Linked DNA regions of Homo sapiens: region 1 is linked to region 2. The links are chromatin loops, found by intact Hi-C in ENCODE. Cell type or tissue: Calu3. All regions are shown on one strand. Each heading gives the region's core, and the rest is flanking DNA. Links, peaks and the distances in the headings are about the cores only. Region 1 overlaps JPX (JPX transcript, XIST activator). Region 2 has its middle 40 kb from the start of ZCCHC13.

Region 1 (10,820 bases), core at 1,656-9,655, 320 kb before region 2:
GAGAAAGAAGTATTGCAAGAACTCTGGCAGTTTGAAAAGCCATAGTGTCTTCTAACTTCCAAAGGGCCACACTAGCTTTCTGGGAGAGGTTCTTAACCAGGCTGAGATGGGTTAAATGACACAGGGTAAAGAATATGGGTATGAATGAAGATCATTGAGATTCAGGAGAAAGTTGAAACCTAATCTAAGGAATTTAAGGAACACAATAAAACAATACAGATGTTGAAAACTGAAATGGCCATTTTAAAATCTGGTAGAGCTGAAAAGCACACTACATAATTACATAATGTAATTGGGAGTATTAACAGCATAGATGAAGCTAAGGAGAATCTCAGCTCTAAGACTATTTAGTTGAATTAGCTGTCAGACAAATATTTTAAAAAATTTAAAAACTAAACAAAATCTCTATGAAATATGGCATTCAAATCTATGAGTCACTGACATTCCTGAAAGAGGCAAAGAAAGCAAGCAACTTTTTAGTTTATTGTCCATCAGTTTTTCTGCAACCTTGCTAGAGAGGCCAAAATTCAAATTCAGGAAATTCTGAGAACACTGCAAAATACTGTCCCCCAGACAGTTATCAGATTGAAATGAAAGAAAATGTCCAAAACAACTATAGAGAAGGGCCGGGTAAACTACAAAGGGAAGCCCATCAGGCTAACGGCATACCTTTCAGCAGAATCCCTAGAAGCCAGAAGATATGGATACCTATATTCGGCGTTTTTAATATGAAGTGATTCCAACCAGTAATTTCATATTCAGCCAAATTAAGCTTTATAGGTGAAGGAGAAATAAGATCCTTTACAGGCAAGGAAGTGCCAAGGCATTTCATTACCACCAGACCTGCCTTACCAGAGGTCCTTAACTGAGTGCTCAATATGAAAAGGAATGACCATTATTGGCCACCAAAAAAACACATTTAAGTACACAGACCACTGACACTATAAACCAAATGCACAATTAACCAGCAACCAGCTAATAGTAATACAGAATCAAATATAAACATATCAGTGTTACGTTTGAAATTAAATAGACTACTGTCCTAATAAATGATAAAAAGAGGCAAGTTGGATAAAAAAGACCGAACTGTATGCTGTCTTCCTGAAACCCATTTCAGAAGTAATGGCACCCATTGACTCAAGGTAAAGGGATGGAGAAAATTCTACCAAGCAAACAGAAAAAAGGAGGAGGGACAGATTGCTATTCTAACTTCATAGAAAATAGACTTTAAAACAGCAATTGTCAATAAGGACAGAGAAAGATATAATCATGAAGAGTTCAACTCAACAAGAGCTAACTATATATGCACTGAACACAGGATCATGCGCGTTCATAAAAGAAGTTCCTACAGACCTATGAAGAGACTTAGATAAGCAGACAATAAGAGTGGGAAACTTCACTACCCCATTGACACTATTAGATCACTGAGGCTGAAAGCTAAGAGATATTTTAGTCCTGTACTTGACACTTGACCAAATGGACCTATCAGACATCCATATTAATGTCCACCCAAAACCACCAAGTACACATTCTTCTCATCTGCACATGGCACATACTCTATAGTTGACTACACAGTGGGCCATAAAACAATCCTCACCAAATTCAAATAACAGCAAAATCATACTAAACAGATCTTTGGACCAGAGCACAATAAAAATAGAAATCAACACGAAGATTACTCAACACTATACAATTACATGGAAATTAAGCAACTTGATCCTTAATTATGTTGGCATAAATAATGAAGTTAAAGCAGAAATGGACAAGTTCAATATCTCAATTTAACAAGCTAATATAACAAACAGAGGAATTAGAAAACGAGTACACTAATTCCAAAGCTAGCAGCAGACAAGAAATAACTAACCAGTTTTGAAATTGAATCAGTAATAAAAACCCTACCAACCCTACCTGGACCTGATGGATTTATGGCTGAATACAACCAGATATGTAAGAAAGAGCTGGTGAAATTCCTAGTTAAGCTATTCCAAAATATCAAGGAGGAAGGACTCCTCCCTTAATCATTTTATGAAGCCAGCATGATCCTGATACCAAAACTTGGCAGAGACACAACACAAACTTGAGACAAATATCCTTGATGAACTTAAAAGGAAAAATTCTCAAGAAAATACCAGCAAACCTAATCCACTTGCATATCAGAAAGCAAATTCCCCATGATTAAGGAGGCTATATTTGTGTGATGCAAGGTTGGTACAACATACAGAACTTACGAAAAAAATGTGATTTATCACATAAGCAGAGCTAAAACCATGTTCATCTCTATAGATGCAGAAACTATTTATTTAACATTACTTCATGTTATGAACCCTCAACAAATTAGGCATTGAAGAAACATATCTCAAAATAATGACCCATCTGTTACAAACTCACAGCCAACCTCATAATCAACTGGCAAAAGTTGGAAGCATTCCTTTTATGACCAGAGCAAGTCAAGGATGCTCAGTGTCACCACACCTATTCAACATACTACTGGAAGTTCTAGCTAGAGCAATCAGTTAATAGAAAAGGCATCCAAATAGGAAAAGAAGTAAAACTATCTCTGCAGACAACATGATTTTATACATAGAAAACCTCAAAGCCCCAAAGCTCCTAGATTAGATACAAAACTTCAACAAAGTTTCAGTATAAAAAGTCAGTCTGTAACTTAGCATTTCTATACAGCACCAACATCAAAGCTCAGAATTGAATCAGGAAGGCAAACCCATTCACAATAGCCACAAAAAGCATAAATCACCCAGGAACACATTTAACCAGGAAGGTGAAAGATCACTATAAGGAGAATTACAAAACACTACTGAAGGAAATCATAGATGACACAAATAGGAAGAAATGACATTGTTAAAATGGCCATAATCCCCAAAGCAATTTATACATTAATTGCTATTCAAACTACCAATGACATTCTTTGCAGAATTAATACAACCTTTAAAAATTCATATGGAGTGAAAAAGTCCTAATAGCCAAGGCAATTCTAGACAAAAAACAAACTTGGAAGCATAACATTACCTGAATTTGAAAGTATTCTACAAGATTACAGTAACCATAACAGCATGGTACCGGTATAAAAGTAGACATGGAGGCCAATGGAGCAGAATATAGAACACAAAGCTGTACACCAACAGTCATCTGCTTCTCAACAAAGTTGACAAAACAAGCAATGAAGACAGGACTTCCTGTTCAATAAATGGTGCTGGCATAACTGACTACGTATATATTCAAGGTTGACACTGGACCGCTTCCTTACATTACATATAATGACTCAATATAGATTAAGGGCTTAAATGTAAAATATAATACCATAAAAATGCTAAAATATAACTTAGGAAATACCATGCTGAACATAGGTTCTGAAAAATATTTATGATGAAGACTCCAAATGCAATTACAGCAAAAACAAAAATTGACAAATAGAACCTAGTTAAACTATAGAGATTCTGCACAGCAAGAGAATCTATCAATGGTGAACACAATGTACAGAATGGGAGAAATATCTGCAAATTATGCATCTGACAAAGTTCTAATATCCAGAATTTATAAGCTACTTAAATTCATGGGGAGAAAACCACATTGAAAATATGAAAAAGTACATAGACATTTTTTCAAAGGAAGACATGCATACAGCTAGGAGTCATATGACAAAATGCTGAACATCACTAATCTATAGAGAAATGCTAATTAAAACCACAATGCAATTCTGTCTTACACCAACCAGAATGGCTGTTACTAAAAAGTCAAAAATAGTACGTTGTCGAATCTACAGATAAAAGGGAATGCTTATGGATTGCTCGTTGAATTGTAAATTATTTCATCCATTGTGGATAGCAGCTTGGTGATTTTGCCAATAACAAGAACATCAAACAGAAATACCATTTGATGCAGGAATCCCATTATTGGTTTTATACCAAAAGGAGTATAGATTTTAGGACCATAAAGACACATGAATGTGCATGTCAATTGGAGCACTCTTCATAATAGTGAAGATATGAAGTGAAGCTTAACACCCACTGATGGCTGACCATATGAAGAAAACATACATGTACACCATGGTACACTACAACATCATAAAAAAGAATGAAATTATGTCCTTTGCACCAACATGGTTGAACTATTTTGAAAATACGTGGCAGCAATGTCAAATCATCAGAAGAAAAGGAACCATATGATTTTGTAAATGGGCAAATAGAGTAACCATTTCTCCAAAGAATACACAAACATGACCAAGAAGTAACTGAAAAAAAACCACAAGTCAAAACCACAATGTGAGATTCTCTCACTGCAGTTCAAATAGCTGTTATCAAAAGGACAAATAATGCTGTCAAGCAAGAAGGCAAAAGGGATCTCTGATAACACTGTTGGGGGAGTCTTGCTCTGTATTCCAGGCTGGAGTGCAGTGGCATGATCTCGGTTCACTGCAACTTTTGCCTTCCAGATTCAAGCAATTTTCCTGCCCCAGCCTCCCAAGTAGCTGGGATTATAGGCATATGCCACCACACCTAGCTAATTTTTGTATTTTTAGTAGAGGCAGAGTTTCACCATGTTGGCCAGGCTGGTCTCCAACTCCTGACCTCAGGTGATCCACCCGCCTTGGCCTCCCAAAGTGCCGGGATTACAGGTGTGAGCCACCACGCCCAGCCAATATTCACGGTTTTCTAAAACAATTAGTTGATAAAACTACCATACTATTCAGCATTTCTTCCATGGGCTACATCCAAAAGAAGGGATGTAAATATATTGAAGAGATAGCTGCACTGATATGTTTATGGCAGTATTTACAATCACTAGGATATAGAATCACCCTGTGTGTCCATCAGTTGATGAATGGATAAAGAAAGTGTGGTATGTATACACAATAGAATGAATATTCAGTCATACTTAAGAATGACATCCTGTCACTTGCAACTACATGTATGGAACAGTAGGACATAATAAGTAAAATAAGCCAGGCATGGAAAGACTGTGTATTCTCACTCATTTGTGGTAGGTACAAAGAACCTATGGATTTAGAGGGTGGAATGACGGTTATCAGTAATGGGTTGATGTGTTAGGAAAAGGAAATAAGGAGGGTATGGTTAAGGAGTACAAAATGCCATTTGAAAGTAGGAATAAGATCTGTTTTGCGGGAGAACAATAGGACAGCTATAGTAAATAATTATTGTATATTTGAAAGTAATTACAAGAGTAGAAGTTGATTGTTCCTAACACAGAGAAATGATGAATGCTCGAGGGAATGTATATCTCCATTACCTTGTTTTGATTGTTGCACATGACACATTTGTATTGCAATATCATGTGTCCCATATATATGTACATATATACAACTATCATGTCCCAATAATATTTAAGCATATGTGATTTTTATAAACAAGTGAACTAGTTAGGGGTAGATAAATCTAAAATAAAAACAAGCATAAATCTATATATAACAAGTCTACAGCTAATATAATGAACAATTGAAATTCCTTCCTCTAATATCTGGAACAGGATAGGATGCCCACTTTCACCACTTTTATTCCATATAACATTCTATCCAGAGCTATTAGGCAAGTGAAAGAAATAATGGGCATCCAAATGAAGAGAAGTTAAATAATATTGCTGCAGGATTCTAAGGAGCAATACAGAAATTTTTAGCATTTACATTTGCCAACAGTGAAAAATCTGAAAAAGAACTCAAGAAAGCAATCTCATTTGGAATCTCTACAAAAAAATCAAATAGTCAAACTTTGAAGTCATGAAACATCCCTACAAGGTATTGAGGGAACCGGCCCCCAATATTTCAATGTAGGTTCTTTTCTATTTTTCCTAAGTGTTGGCCGGTCTGAGAAATAAAGGGTAAGAGTACAAAAGAGAGAAATTTTAAAGCTGGGTGTCTGGGGAAGACATCACATGTCAGCAGGTTCTGTGATGCCCCGAGCCACAAAACCAGCAAGTTTTTATTAGCGATTTTCAAAGGGGAGAGAGTGTACGAATAGGGTGTGGATCACAGAGATCACATGCTTCAAAGGCAATAAAATATCACAAGGCAAATGGGCAGGGCAAGGTCACAAGGCCAGGGTGAAACTAGAATTGCTGATGAAGTTTCATGTCCCACTGTGCATGCATTGTCATTGATAAACATCTTAACAGGAAACAGAGTTCAAGAGCAGAGAACCAGTCTGACTAGAATTTGCCAGGCTGGAATTTCCTAATCCTAGCAAGCCTGGGGGTGCTGCAGGAGACCAGGGCATGTTTCATCCCCATCTACAACTGCATAAGGCAGACACTCCCAGAGCGGCCATTTTAGAGGCCTCCCCCTGGGAATGCATTCTTTTCCCAGGGCTGTTAATTATTAATATTCCTTACTGGGGAAAGAATTCAGCGATATTTCTCTTACCCATTTTCGGCAATAAGAGAAATATGACTCTGTCCTGCCTGGCTCCCAGGCAGTCAAACCTAATGGTTATCTCCCTTGTTCCCCGAACATCGCTGTTATCCTGTCCTTTTTTTCAAGGTGCCCAGATTTCATGTTGTTCAAACACACATGCTTTACAAACAACGTGTGCAGTTAACACAATCATCACAGGGTCCTGAGGCGACATACATCCTCAGCTTACGAAGACAACAGGATTAAGAGATTAAAGACAGGCATAGGAGATTATAAGAGTATTGATTGGGGAAGTGATAAATGTCCATGAAATCTTCACAATTTATATTTAGAGATTGCAGTAAAGACAGGCGTAAGAAATTATAAAAGTATTAATTTGGGAACAAACAAATGTCCATGAAATCTTTACAATTTATGTTCTTCTGCCATGGCTTCAGCAGGTCCCTCCATTTGGGGTCCCTGACTTCCCGCAACAAAAAGGAAAACATTGATAATGGAAACTGAATAGGACACAATGAAATGGGAAATTATTCATAATTAAAATATCATTACTGCCTAAAGCAGTCTGCAGATTCATTCTTTTTGTATCAAAAATCAATGATATTCCTCATAGAAATAGAAAAAGAATTCATAAAATTCATGAGACCACAGGAGATACTGAGTATCAAAAGTAATCCTGAGGAAAAGCAAAGATGAAGACATCATACTACTTCAAAAGATACTACAATGTCATTGTAAACACAATGTGATGATATTGGCATGATATACACGTAGATCAGTGGGATGAAATCAAGAACCCAGTGATAAATACAGACATTTACAAAAAATTCATTTTTAAAAATCACCATAAATATATGTTGTGGAAAGGATAGTGCTTTCAATGAAAGTTGCTGGGAAAACTTGGTAATCATATGCAGAAGAATGAATCTTACCATATGTAAAAATAAAATTAATATGGGTTAAGTGCTTATGTCTGAAACTATAAAAAGTGGTAGATAAAATCTTTGTATAAATGCTTCTGGATATTTGTCTAGGCAAAGATATTTTGGTAAGCTCTGAAAAGCAGAGGCAACAAAAGCAAAAATAGACATAAGTTCATACATCTAGCTAAAATGCTTTTGCACAATAGAGGTAACAAAATAGTGAAACCAAAATTATAATGGGAAAAAACCTGATAACTATGTTTTTTACAGCGATGAGAATATATATTCATATCATCAGAAGGCAAGCAAATAATCTGATTTTAAAGGATAGATTAAAAGAAGGCATAAGTTGCCAACAGGTATATGTAAAATTTTTCATCATCACTAATCATCATGGAAGTGCAATTTCAAGCCACAATGGAATGTTGTGCAATTAAAACAAATATCTAAAAGACAACAGATGGTGTTGAGCATGCATACAATTGGTTATGCTCATGTACTGTTTCTGAGAATGTAAATTTGTATAGCCATTCTTGAAAACAGTATTGTGTTGTCTCATAAAACAAATGATGTAACCACTATACTGTGTCAATTCCACTACTCAGTATTTATCACAATGAAAGGTATCAGTATATTAGGAGGATATTTTCATCCATCTCCTTATTGCAGCTCTATTCACAATAGCTTTTGAATTAACCTGAAAGTTCATCAAGGGATGCATGGAAAATGGCAATATTATATATATGCACTATTGAAAATTGTTAATTAAAAGGAACAAAATCATATCACTTTCAGTAATATGACTGGAATTGGAGGTCATTATGGTAAGTGAAAGAAGCCAAGCACAAAAAAATAAACACTGCGTGTTCTCATGTATATGTTAAAATATAAAATAGTTGATCTGCTTGGTGCGCAGAGTTGATTGCTGGTTACTGAATGATCTTCTATTCAAGGGGGGAAGACAACAATTTTGACTAATGAGTACAAAAACAAGTAGAATAAATAAGTCCTAATATTTGATAGTACAGTAAGGTGACAACAGTAAACAGTATTTCATGTTATTGTTTAAGGTTGCTGAAATAATAGAGGAATTATAATGTTCCTAACATAAAAAGAGACTAATGTTTGGGGTGATGCATGTTTCAACTACCCTAGTTCAATTACTACTGACTGTATTCATGTATCAAAATACCACATGTACCCTCTAAAATGTACAACTTTTATGTATCCAGGTGAATATTCAAAATTCAGAGATTAGTGTGAAAATGTTACCGCTTATTTTTCCATCAAAATTGTTATTAAAATAGCTTATCAGGTGTTTTTGTTGTCTCATGGAACCACCAAATATCTATAGTAGATACACAAAAAATAAAAAGTAAGACATTTTACAACACCACAAGATTAAAAAATAATTACAAGATAGTGGGAGAATAAAAAAATGAAGGAAGGATCTAGTAATAAACAAGAAAGCAATTTACAAACATTTCTTTAAATATTAACAATATTTTGAATCTAAATGGAATAAATTCTTCATTAAAAATAGAGTAGCAGAATGGATATTATAAAATACTGCCTATAAGACACTCACTTCACTTGTAAGGACACATGGACTGAAAGTAATGGGATGAAAAACTATTGTATAGAAATCGAAAGCAAACGAGTATCAGTAGCTAAACTTATTCCATCAAACTATACATGAAGCCAGAAACCATAAAATTTGGGAAATAAGTTTATTACATAATGGTAAAAGGGGTTAATTCAGCAAGAGGTTATAGTAATTGTAAATACATATATACCCAAAACAGAAGTGCTCAATCATATAAAACAAATATAATAACTTCTGAGTGGACAGATAGATTGCCATACAATAATAATAGGGGACTTAAGTACTGAAGTTTCAGCAATGGGCAGATCATCTGGATCTGACTTACACTACATCTGGCTTACACTACACTTTATGCCAAATAAAGCAAACTGACGTATACAGAATACTTCGTCTAACAGCGGCACAATCTACATTCTTCTCTGCAGAAGATGGATCTTTGCGTAGGCCTTATGTTACGAATCAAGACTAGTTTTACATTTAATAATACAGAAATTATACCACATTTTTAAGCACATTGCATGAACCTAGGAACTATTAGTAGAATGAACATTAGAATGTTCACAAACACATAGAAATTAAACAATATGCTTTTGAATAATGAATGGGTGAATCATTAAATCCAAATGGAAGTTAAAAAATATTTTGACAAATGAAAGATGAAACACAAAACACCAATATTTGTGATACCAGAAAAGTACTTAAAAAATAACCTTATGTTACACCTGAAGCAACTATTAATATAATGGGAAGAACAAACAGTCCAAATTTTACAGAAGGAAGCATATAATAAAGAGCAGCGTAGAATAAATGAAAAAATTTGTACTCATACAACGTACGCAAATCCAGTCATGAGAAAGAATATCTGAAGAGACCAATAACAAGTAAATTGTATCCATAATAAAAATCTCCTATCAAATATATGCCCATAGTGCTTCACTGGTAATTTCTGTCAAACCTAATTCCACTTTATATTAAGAGGATTACTTGCCATGTTCAAATGGGATTTGTCCCTCTGAGGCAAGGATGTTTTAAATAGTCTTATAAAGGAGGAGGGACACCGCCATTTGATCATCTCAATAGATTTAAAAATAAAACAGTTTTATAGAATTTGATATAATAAAAGCTGTCAACCAATTAGGCATAGAAGGAATGTATCTTTATACCATATAGGCAGTAAATGAAATACCCACAACTAACATCATAATCAATGAAGAAAACATGAAATATTTTCTTCGGAGGTAAAGAAGCCAATTATGCCCACTCTCAGCACCTCATTCAACCTAGTTCGGGATGTTCTAGCCAGTACAGTTAGGCAAGAGAAGGAAATTAAAGGCATTCAGATCGGAAAAGAGGGAGGCAAACTGGGTCTGTGTGGAGATGACCTGAACTTATGTGTAGAAAATACACTCTCCTGGCCGGGCGCGGTGGTTCACGCCTGTAATCCCAGCACTTTGGGAGGCCAAGGCGGGTGGATCATGAGGTCAGGAGATCGAGACCATCCTGGCTAACACGGTGAAACCCCGTCTCTACTAAAAGAAAAACAAAAAAATAAATTAGCTGGGGGTGGTGGCGGGCGCTTGTAGTCCCAGCTACTCAGGAGGCTGAGGCAGGAGAATGACATGAACCTGGGAGGCGGAGCTTGCAGTGAGCCAAGATCGTGCCACTGCACTCCAGCCTGGGTGACAGAGCAAGACTCTGTCTCAAAAAAAAAAAAAAAAAGAAAGAAAGAAAGAAAATACACTCTCCCCTTAAAACCTTTTGGAAGTGATAAAGAAATTCAGTAAAATTGCATAATACAAAACAGCCATACAAAAACCTGTAGCATTTCTATATCCCACCAGTGGGTAATTTCAAAAAGAAAACAAGAAATGAGTCTCATTGACAATAGCTTACAAAAGTACCGAGGAAGAGA
Region 2 (10,820 bases), core at 927-8,926:
CACTTTTTTGAGACAGGGTCTCACTCTGTCACCCAGGCTGGAGTAAAGTGGTATGATCATAGCTCAACATAGCCTCCATCTCCCAGGTTCAAGTGATCCTCCTGCCTCAGCCTCCTAAGTAGCTGGGAGTACAGGCATGTGCCACCATACCCAACTAATTTTTAAATTATTTTTAGTAGAGATGAGGTCTCACTGTGTTACCCAGGCTGGTCCTGAACTCCTGAGCTCAAGCCATCCTTCCATCTCAGCCTCCTAAAGTATTCAGATTACAGGTATGAGTCATTGCATCCAGCCAGTGTAAATCTCTTTGAATTAATCTTACTTGGATTTTATTTTTGAGCTTCTTGGATGTTTATATTCATGTCTTTCATCAAATTTTGGAAGTTTACAGCCATTATTTCTTCAAATATTTTCTCTGTTCCTTTCTTTCTGTGTACTTCCTCTGAGACTCCCACAATGCATATTTTAGTCTGTCTGATGGTGTTCCATAGGTCCCTAGGCTCTGTTCACTTTTTTCAACCTTTTTTCTTTCTGTTCTTCAGACTTGGTGATTTCCATTGTCATATCTTCAAGTTTGCTGATTCTTTTCTGCCTGCTCCAATCTGCCTCTAAACACCTCTAGAGAACTTTTCATTTCAATTATTATACATTTTGGCTCCAGAATTCTTTTTGGTTTCTTTTTAGTTTTTCTTTTTTCTTTTTTTTTTTTTTTGAGACAGGATTGCACTCTTGTTGCCCAGGCTGAAGTGCAATGGTGTGATCTCAGCTCACCGCAACCTCTGCCTCCCAGGTTCAAGCAATTCTCCTGCCTCAGCCTCCCGAGTAGCTGGGATTACAGGCATGCGCCACCACGCCTGGCTAATTTTTTTTGTATTTTTAGTAGAGATGGGGTTTCTCCATGTTGGTCAGGCTGGCCTTGAACTCCTGACCTCAGGTGATCTGCCCACCTCAGCCTCCCAAAGTGCTGGGATTACAGGCATAAGCCACCATACCCAGCCTCTTTTTAGTTTTTCTATCTCTTTATTGATATTTCAATTATGTTCATACAGTTTTCTTGACTTTCTCCGTATCTTCTTTTAGTTCCTTAAGCATTTTTAAGACAGTTATTTTAAAGTCTTTTTCTAGTAGATGTGCTATCAGGTTTTATTCAGAGACAGTTTCTGTTTATTTTTCCTTTGAATGGGCCATACCTTCTTGTTTCTTTGTATGCCTTGTGTTTTTTTGTTTTTGTTGTTGCAAACTGGACATTTGAATCTAATATGTGGTAATACTGGATATCAGATATCCCCCTTCCCCCAGAGTTTACTTTTTTTGTTAGTGCTTATTGGTTTTGTTTTTGTTTCTTATTGTTGTAGGCTATCTTTGTACCAAGGAGCAGCCTGAGGTATAAACTTAAGGTCTTCATAGGTCTTTTCTGAGTCTGTAACTTTCCCTGGGTGTGCACAGTCACTTTCTACTTTTCCCTGTGTATGCAGTTGCTTTTGAATGTCCTAGTCCCCAAAAAGAGGAAAAAGAGAAAAATGAAGGGGAGAGAAAAGAGAACCAGACCTTAAAATGCCCTGGAAGTCACTTTAGCCAGAGTGGGAGGGACTTGAAACAATACTGGGAAGTAGAACAGCAATGGCCACCCACCTCTTTGTCTGCACTTCTGTGATTAAAAGCAGCAATTAGTGATTAGAGAGCATGAATCCCTGATATTTGGAGGACAGGGTCCATTGTTGCCTACCCTGGCTCCTACAAGCTGTGTGTAGGTTGCTCCAGAAATATGTGCACACCTGCATGCCACGTGGCTGGGAGTAGGGGATGGGTAGTTGCTACTATACTAAGAGCTGAAATTGATTGGAATTAACCACAATTTACTATCTAAGCCTTTCCAAGGAAGTTCCAAGCATTCAGAAGTCTCCAGACTTTGGAGTCTCCAGAGTTCCAAAGAGTTACATCAGACAGATTCTTCCAGTGTGATTATTGTCTATGTGGGGAGATAGGTTCCTGGGACTTTCTTTTTTTTTTTTGAGACAGAGTCTTGCTCTGTCGCCTGGGCTTGACTGCAGTGGCCCAATCTTGGCTCACTGCAAGCTCCACCTTCCGAGTTCATGCCATTCTCCTGCCTCAGCCTCCCGAGTAACTGGGACTACAGGTGCCCGCCACCACGCCTGGCTAATTTTTTTGTATTTTTAGTAGAGACGGGGTTTCACCGTGCTAGCCAGGATGGTCTCGATCTCCTGACCTTGTGATCTGCCCGCCTTGGCCTCCCAAAGTGCTGGGATTACAGACGTGAGCCACTGCACCCGGCCGGTTCCTGGGACTTTCTATTCTCCCATATTCCCAGAATCTCCTTATGAGGTTTTAGAGGCTTATCCTCTGCAAACATAAAATCAGCCCAAGAAGTAGAACTCATAGTTCTTGCACAAACTTTTAAATTAGCCACCAATCTTGAAGTAAATATCTATACTGATAGCAAATATGCATTTGGAGTCTATCATGCTATGAAACAAATATGGAAGAATAGAGGCTTTCTAACATCCATGTGAACTAAAATATCACATTGTAAACTAATTCTCAATCTTTTAGAGTTATCCCAGCTTCTCCAACAGATTTCTGTAATTCATTGTGGTGTGCATACCAGACACAGTAAAACGTCTAAAGAAATTTAATTTGCACACCAAGCTGTGAAAAAGGCTACTAAAGTTTTGACTGGAGAAATTTAATCACCATTACTTATATCCGGGGATTCCTATTCACAATTTCAGAAACGTGCAACTTCACAAGATTTAGAAAATTGGAAACCAAGGGTATCTAAGAACACCATAGGGCTTTGGGAATTATACAATAAAATTATTCCTGCACTTCAATTGTTGTACCTTGGATGCCTTTTTCATATTGTCAACAAACTAATTTAAACAAAAGAAATATACTGAACACCTTGGAATCTTATCACACTTGGAATAAAGATCAAATAATTCAGGATATAATACAAAGGTATGTTGCTTGTCAGAAAAATTGTTTACAGGGGGCACATAAGGAAGCTAAGGAAGCCTACTGAAGGCATTATTACCTGGAATCTGGTAGCAAACGGATTTTATAGAGTTTCCGTCCTCAGAAGGTAAGAGATATTGATTAGAATAATTGTATATGATGTCTGAATTACTGGAAGTGCTCCTATCAGCTAAAGCAGATGCTCAAACAGTGATCAAGGCCTTACTGAATTTTATCATCTCAACCTTTGGAATTCTAAATATCTGGAATCTGTTGGGAAAAGCTATTTCATTTCTATGGTAACTTAAGAGCTCTGTAAAAAAAAAAATTGCCAGTAATTTACAATACTCCTTATTATTCCCAGTCTTATGGACAAGAAGAATGAATGAAGCATATTCTAAATAATTTTTTTAAACAAAAGTTTTCACATATTTATTAATGAACCAACCTACTAGTACAGAGCATAGAAATAAAGATAAACATAATTTTCCCCATAAACATGTCCAACTGTCCAGATAGTGATGTTTTCAGTTTTATACAGTAAGATAATTGTGACCTTGATACAGCATAAATATGTGTGCCATCTCATGTTCAATTCCTAATAAGGGAGGAGACCACCCCTCATATTGTCTTATGCCCAATTTCTGCCTCAAAGAAAAAGTAGGAGTTAAAGAAAAGACAGAAGTGAAATCAGTAGTCAGACAGCCTGGTGCTGCATTCCAGGCCTGGTAGTTAAACATCGACCTCTGACCTAACTGGTTATGTTATCTATAGATTCCAGACATTGTATGGAAAAGCATTGTGAAAATCCCTGTCCTGTTCTGTTCCATTCTGATTACCGGTGCATGCAGCCCCCAGTCCCGTATGCCCTGCTTGCTCAATCGATCACAACCCTCTCATGCGGACCCCTCTTAGAGTTATAAGCCCTTAAAAGGGACAGGAATTGCTCACTCAGGGAGCTCAGTTTTTGAGCCGTGAGTCTGCTGACGCTCCCGGCCGAATAAAGCTCCTTCCTTCTTTAACCCGGCGTCTGAGGAGTTTTGTCTGCGGCTTGTCCTGCTACACTTATAGACTAAGCTTGGTTCTTAACCAATGCATCCTCCAGGAGTTTTACTTGATTTTATTACCAGTTTTCATCCAAATCCAGAATGGGATGATTTCATACTTGTTTCTTAGCTAGGAATCACTTGATCCTAAGTGTCTTGTGAGACGACAAGGAAAGGAATAGAGTTGACTGCATATACCGTGATGGAAGAGTAAGGCCATACTCTAAAGAATTTTTTGGCTAAATAATATCAAACCACTGGCTTGTGATAGCCCAGAATCTTATCACACTTTACCATTGATTTTATTAAAAATAAGGTCACCTGTTTCAGCAAGTGTGTTATTTCTCCCTTTGAGTTTTTGTTTGGAAGATTTATAAACTCAGGGTTTAATTCTAACTCCTTATTAGATACAATGGAAAACACTTATGATATCAGATACAGTACTCAGAGGGTTTGCTGGTTCTTTGGCCTCATTACACCATCGCATGGCCAGATCTGAAACAATCCCTCTGAGGAGATGTGTCATTGATATCCACCAGGAAACAATGTCTACAATCAAAGTGTTCCAATGACCAGGAAATAAAGTCTATATCAAAGTGTTTCAATTATAAACTGTATGGCTACTACTGTTATATAATTAAGCTAAAGATTGCCCCCATATTGTTACTTCTTCACAGCAGGCTAGTACCTGTAGCTCAAAAGCCTAAAATTTTTACACATCCAGTTGTTTTAAATATAAATCAACTAAGCAGATTCTGGCAGATTGGCCAGTTACAGCCAGCCTGCTTTACATACTCCACAACACTATACCTAACATCTGCTAGACATTGATAAGACAAACCCTGTATCTATAAAAAACCAAGCTAATGCTGACCTTTGATGCTCTCTAACCCAGAAACTCCCTGATATGGTTTGGATCAGCGTCCCTGCCCAAATCTCATGTTCAATTGTAATCCCCAATTCTGGAGGTGGGGCCTGGTTGCAGGTGATTGGATCATGGAGGTGGTTTCCAGTGGTTTAGCACCATCCTCCTAGTGCTGTCTTGTTATAGAGTTTTCACAAGATCCAGTTGTTTAAAAGTGTGTGGCACTTCCCCAACCCCTCTTCCTCCTGCTCCAGCCATGCAAGACGTGCTTGCTTCCCCTTCTCTTTATGCCATAATTGAAAGTCTCCTGAGCCCTCCCCAGCCATGCTTCCTATGCAGCCTGCAGAACCATGAGTCAATTAAACCTCTTTACTTTATAAATTGCCCAGTCTCAGGTATTTCTTTATAGCAGTGTGAGAATGGACTAATACACTCCCCATCTTGCTGCTGAGTAATATAACCTACACAAATAAACTCTATCTCTGATTCAGCCCTCAGCTTTCCCCTGGGAGTTCCCTTGCCCTTTCCCCTTCTGAGTAATGACCCGGTACAGTTGCCTCTGGATAGTCTCCTGCTGTGAAGGACTTCCTCTCTCAAGCAACCTCTCCAAGTGCCACCCAAACAAAGCTTGTTATGTGCTACTGCCACCTTGTGGTTATCTTTTTTGGCTCAGCCTCAAAATCCTACAAGTGAGTTCTATAGGATCCTGGTGATCAAGCAATTGGGAAGAGGTCTATTCCCATCGGTAGGACAATAAATAGGCAAATTGATCTTGGAAGGCCTTTAAGTGATTGGAATTCAATATTTGGAATACCTCTGCATCAGTTTGGCATGGCATCACTCTTTGCTGTACTTCATTCTATAGTTTTTGTGGTCTCCCTATATACCTCATTCGCCTGGCCAAGTTGTAGCACCAGTATTTTAGTGAACTCACATCATTAGAACTTTTATGGTCAGAAATGCTAAGCTGCCCAGGAAAGATCAGCCAGCCCACCTGGGTCCCTCGCTAGGCAGGTGCTAGAAGTTGTAAGATCCACGGTCCCAAACAGGAAAAGGAGAAGAGTTCATGCTTCTGGACCAAGAGTGGGCTGCCCCTGATCCCATAACAGCTACAGTGAAAGGAGCTCCCTTAGCTCAGCTAAGGATTTGAAGTACTCTGAGATGAGAGGACATCTTTGTCCTTGGGGACCACTATAGTAGGCAAAGGAGCTAATTAATAAGGCAGATGCGTCAGATTAGGGTAGGTCACCTAAATGCAGGTGGGAAAGATGCCTTTGCAAGCAGTTAGTATGCTTCTGCTGATGTGACACAATTATGTTGTTGAGAATGTTGTCACTCTATCCCTTCCTTGGAAGGATGTTGAGATCCCAATTCTTGGGCTGAGCTGGCTAAAGCATTTTCTTTTTTTTCTGGGTTTTTTTTTTTTTTTTTTTTTTTTGAGACGGAGTCTTGCTCTGTCTCCCAGGCTGGAGTGCAGTGGCGCGATCTCGGCTCACTGCAAGCTCCGCCTCCCAGGTTCATGCCATTCTCCTGCCTCAGCCTCCCGAGTAGCTGGGATTACAGGCGCCTGCCACCACACTCGGCTAATTTTTTGTATTTTTGGTAGAGATGGGGTTTCACCGTGCTAGCCAGGATGGTCTCCATCTCCTGACCTCGTGATCCGCCTGCCTTGGCCTCCCAAAGTGCTGGGATTACAGGCGTGAGCCACTGCGCCCATCCTTTTTTTTTTTTTTTTTTTTTTTTTTTTTTTGGTGACAGGGTCTTGTTCTGTTCCCCAGGCTGGAATGCAGTGGTTCCATCTCAGCTCACTGCAACCTCCACCTCCCGAATTCAAGCGATTCTTGTGTCTCCTGAGTAGCTGGGATTACAGGCGTGCACCACCACACCCAGTTAATTTTTGTATTTTTAGTAGAGATGGGGTTTCGCCATGTTGGCCAGGCTGGTCTTGAACTCCTGGCCCTAAGTGTTCTGCCTGCCTTTGCCTCTCAAAGTGCTGGGATTATAGGCACAAGCCACCGCACCCAGCTGCATTGCTCAAAGTGACTAAAGTTAAGGAAATTTATACCCCTGCTCCTCCCAGGACTCTAAAAGAAGTCACTGTCCTGCTATACATGTGCTCCAAATCACAAGATATAAGCTGGACCTTGCTCTAGGCAGCTTCTCATCAGCATGCCACCTGAAGAGGAAGTAGGACCCCCCCCCCCCCAAACTACCTGTAGAGGAGGACTGGTGCTCACTAGAAAAAAAAAAAAGCAGCATGGTGTCACCACAGTAGTGACTGGGATGACTTGCCCTCTGCTTTGCTGGTAACCACCTGCAAAGTAATAAAGACAGAAAAGACAAAAGGGGAGGACCAAAAAAGAGGTGCTAATTTTTACTTGGTGGAGGAGATATATCCTCTCTCTCACCTTGAGGCTGCTTCTCTCCTTAAAGACCTAGCCCAGAAACTGAATGATAAAGGGTCTGCCTAGCTATATAGAAGGAACCTGGCAAAGAGCTAGCTCCACCTAAAGGGCACTGACATTAAACAGTTGGCTGCCATAGTATGAGATGAAAAAATGGTGTCTCTATTAAAGGATCCTGCACAATTTGTACAGAAGGTTGTAATGATCCCCAGAACAGACTTTGGATGTTGGCCCAAATATATCTTGTTGATATGGATTTTTTATGGCTTTACAGGCTGCACAGGCTATCGTAGGCCTTTTAACAGCCTAAGCCAACTGTCAATGGAAAATGTTAGTCAAGGCCAATGATCTCCTCCGCTATTTGGGGATGTTGGAGTGGGCTTATCAGGCAACACATATTTTGTGGTATGATGACTTGGCAAGTCCAGAGGATGTTGAATTAAATCCTGAATCCATCTAGTTGTTTTTCAGGAGGGCTCTCAACAAATATATGTTATGTCCTCTTTACTGGCAATGATGGCTAATACTAAAACAGTAAAGAGGCCATAGATGCCCTAGATTTAGTAGAAACTCATGAAACACAAATTCAAAGCCAAGTGTTGCCTGTTAATTCTACAAACAATACCCCACCTGGCCTAAATTAAAATAACTATCAACAGTAAGGTCACCTCCCTCCTAGGCCAAACAAACCACCTACAGTCAGGGCCCTGGTTAAGCAAGAACCCTGAGATGAACAAGAGGGATTATTGCACCCTAAAGGGGAAGAAGGCCCCAAATTGGATGATCTCTGGTAAATCAGTGCAACAATCATAATACTTACTACAGTTAGATTACAACCGGTTGCAGACTTCCCATTTCTTTTTTTTTTTTTTTTTTTTTCTTGAGACGGAGTCTTGCCCTGTCACCAGGCTGGAGAGCAGTGGCGTGATCTCGGCTCACTGCAATCTCCGCCTCCCGGGTTCAAGCGATTCTCCTGCCTCAGCCTTCCGAGTAGCTGGGATTACAGGCATGTGCCACCACACCCAGCTAATTTTTGTATTTTTAGTAGAGACAGGGTTTCACCATGTTGGCCAGGATGGTCTCAATCTCCTGACCTTGTGATCTGCCCGCCTCGGCCTCCCAAAGTGCTGGGATTACACGAGTGAGCCACCACGCCCGGCCTTTTTTTTCTGAGATGGAGTCTCACTCTGTCGTCCAGGCTGCAGTCCAATGGTGCAATCTCGGCTTACTGCAACCTCCGCCTCCTGGGTTCAAGCAATTCTCCTGCCTCATCCTCCCAAGTAGCTGGGACTACAGGTGCACGCTGCCATGTCTGGTTAATGTTTTGTATTTTAGTAGAGACGGGGTTTCACCGTGTTGCCCAGGCTGGTCGTGAACTCCTGAGCTCAGGCAATCTGCCCGCCTCGGCCTCCCAAAGTGCTGGGATTACAGGTGTGAGCCACCGTGCCCGGCTCCAGCCTTTTTTTTTTTTCTTTTTTGAAACAGAGTATGGCTCTGTCACCCAGGCTGGAATGCAGTGGCAGAATCTCAGCTCACTGCAACCTCCACCTCCCGGACTTAAGCCATCCTCCCACCTCAGCCTCCTGAGTACCTGGAACTGCAGATGCACACCACCATGCCCGGCTAATTTTTGTATTTTTTGTAGAGGTGGGGTTTTGTCATGTTGCCCAGGCTGGTCTTGAACTCCTGAGCTTAAGTGATCCGCCAGCCTCAACCTCCCAAAATGGTGGGGTTACAGACGTGAGCCACCACACTCAGCCAGTCTTCTCATTTCAAAGCCCTTTTACCTTCTGTACTTGTTCTTGATCTCTGTCAGTAACAGAAGCTCACTTCCACATAGGGATCCAATGGTCATGGAAGTGAACCTCTTCTGGTAGAATATCACCATTTACCACATTAACTGTGGTTTGGGCTCCAAAAAAGAAATAATGCTGACTGGTTTTGTTGTACATGGGTACCCAAATCTCCCCAATCCCCCAAATCACTCATGTTTTAAAGAGACCACTTACCCGACCTCTCCAAAGAGGACTAATTAAGTGGGAAATTACTTGCTTAACTATTAAAATTGGCCCACTTTCTGCTCAAAGATGCTTTTGTCCTAGTTCTTCTCCACCCTCACCCCCTTTTCCCATTAATAGAATGGACCTCCTCAGTTAGCAGGTAACTTCATGGAACAAACTTAAGGCTTTTACACTATTGATGGGTGCTGCCCAGTGGGAATCAGTTAACCTTCCCCTATTGGTGTGGAAGGTAAATATACCACAGTACTGGCTAAGGCAAGACACTGAAGGATTATGACTTCTCATAGCTGCCTTAGTTAAAGAAAGGCACTGATTCCTACCAGCTCGCCTTTAAATTCTCCAATATGGTCTGTGCTTAAAACCACTACTAACAAATGGTGGCCAACTTAGCCTAAAGAGAGTTAACAAGGCTGTTCTCTTTATTAGAGCATCCCCACCAGATATTGTTGCCTTAGTAAACAACATTCAAAACAACAAGGGTAAATCGTTTGTAGTTACAGACTTGGCTAACATGTTCAATTCAGTAAAAATTTCACAGGAAAGTCAATCACAATGTACCTTTGCCTTTGGTGGTCAACAGTATGCCTTTTCCCAGTTACCTATCGGAAATTTAAATAGCTCTGGAATTGCACAGTTTTTGCAAACAGGACCTAAATGTGTACCCTGCGTTTCCACCAGAAACTTGGCTTTGGCTGAGTTACATATATGACATCCTCCTCACTGTACTTGATTAAGACTGTCTCACAGTCCATCATAACTGTGAGTAAACACCTCACTGAGAAAGGATGGGCAATTGTCCTGCATAAGATACAAGGCCATCACAGTCTGTTAAATTTGGGGCTATATCTGGAATTTAGGAGGGCAAACTATTCCTGATCTGGTAAAGGATAAGCTCCTAGCACTCCAACCTCCCCCATTGGTAAAGAAGGCTTAACATTTGGTACCAATGTTTGGATTTTGGTGCCAACACGTTCCTTACCTCCAATATTTGCTAGTTCCTATATATTGAAAAGCCCATAGTCTTTCATTTTCCAGTAGGGCTCTGACCAACAACAAATGCTAAACTAAAGGAGGCTATTGCTTTGAAAGTTCCACCAGTGCTTTGAGAACAGGACTTAACAATGAATTTCAACCATGTCTTAGTTCATTTTGTGCTGCTATAACACAATAACAGAGAATGGGTGATTTATAAAGAAAAGAAATTTATTTCTCATAGTTCTGGAGGCTGAGAAGTCAAGATCAAGGTGCCAGCATCAGATGAGGGCCTTATTGCTGTTATGGCAAAAGGCATCACATAGGTGAGAAAGAGAGAGGGAATTAGGCAAAATTTATCCTTTTATAAGGAACACAGTCACTCTATAATGACATCAATCCATTCATGAAGGCAGAGCCCCCATGACTTAATCACCTCTTAAAGGTCCCACTTCTCAATACTGTTGCATTGGGGATTAAGTTTCCGACACAAAAAACTTTGGGGAACACATTCAAATCATAGCAGACTACTTAA

Evidence for each region. A loop is a pair of places that touch in the nucleus more often than their neighbours do. Peaks named below come from ENCODE experiments on the same cell type or tissue, not always from the same donor. Only the 100,000 strongest peaks of a DNase experiment are listed, where the experiment ranks them.
Region 1: it touches region 2 in a loop (15-fold over the local background); 23 of 110 quality-filtered maps call a loop at or near these places.

Annotation. Positions count from the first base shown.
Region 1 is chrX:74,019,115-74,029,934 of GRCh38, forward strand. The region is part of intron 3 of JPX (JPX transcript, XIST activator); the gene reads left to right. FTX (FTX transcript, XIST regulator) reads right to left here. Exons shown (of 7, transcript NR_028379.1): 7 at 9,022-10,437. Among named protein-coding and RNA genes, the nearest start is that of JPX, 80 kb to the left of the region's middle. In Calu3, for the core only: no CTCF peak of the experiment used is centred there; a DNase peak (open chromatin) is centred at 6,227.
Region 2 is chrX:74,338,672-74,349,491 of GRCh38, forward strand. No RefSeq gene overlaps it. Among named protein-coding and RNA genes, the nearest start is that of ZCCHC13, 40 kb to the left of the region's middle. In Calu3, for the core only: a CTCF peak has its summit at 5,557 (motif pointing left); a DNase peak (open chromatin) is centred at 5,480.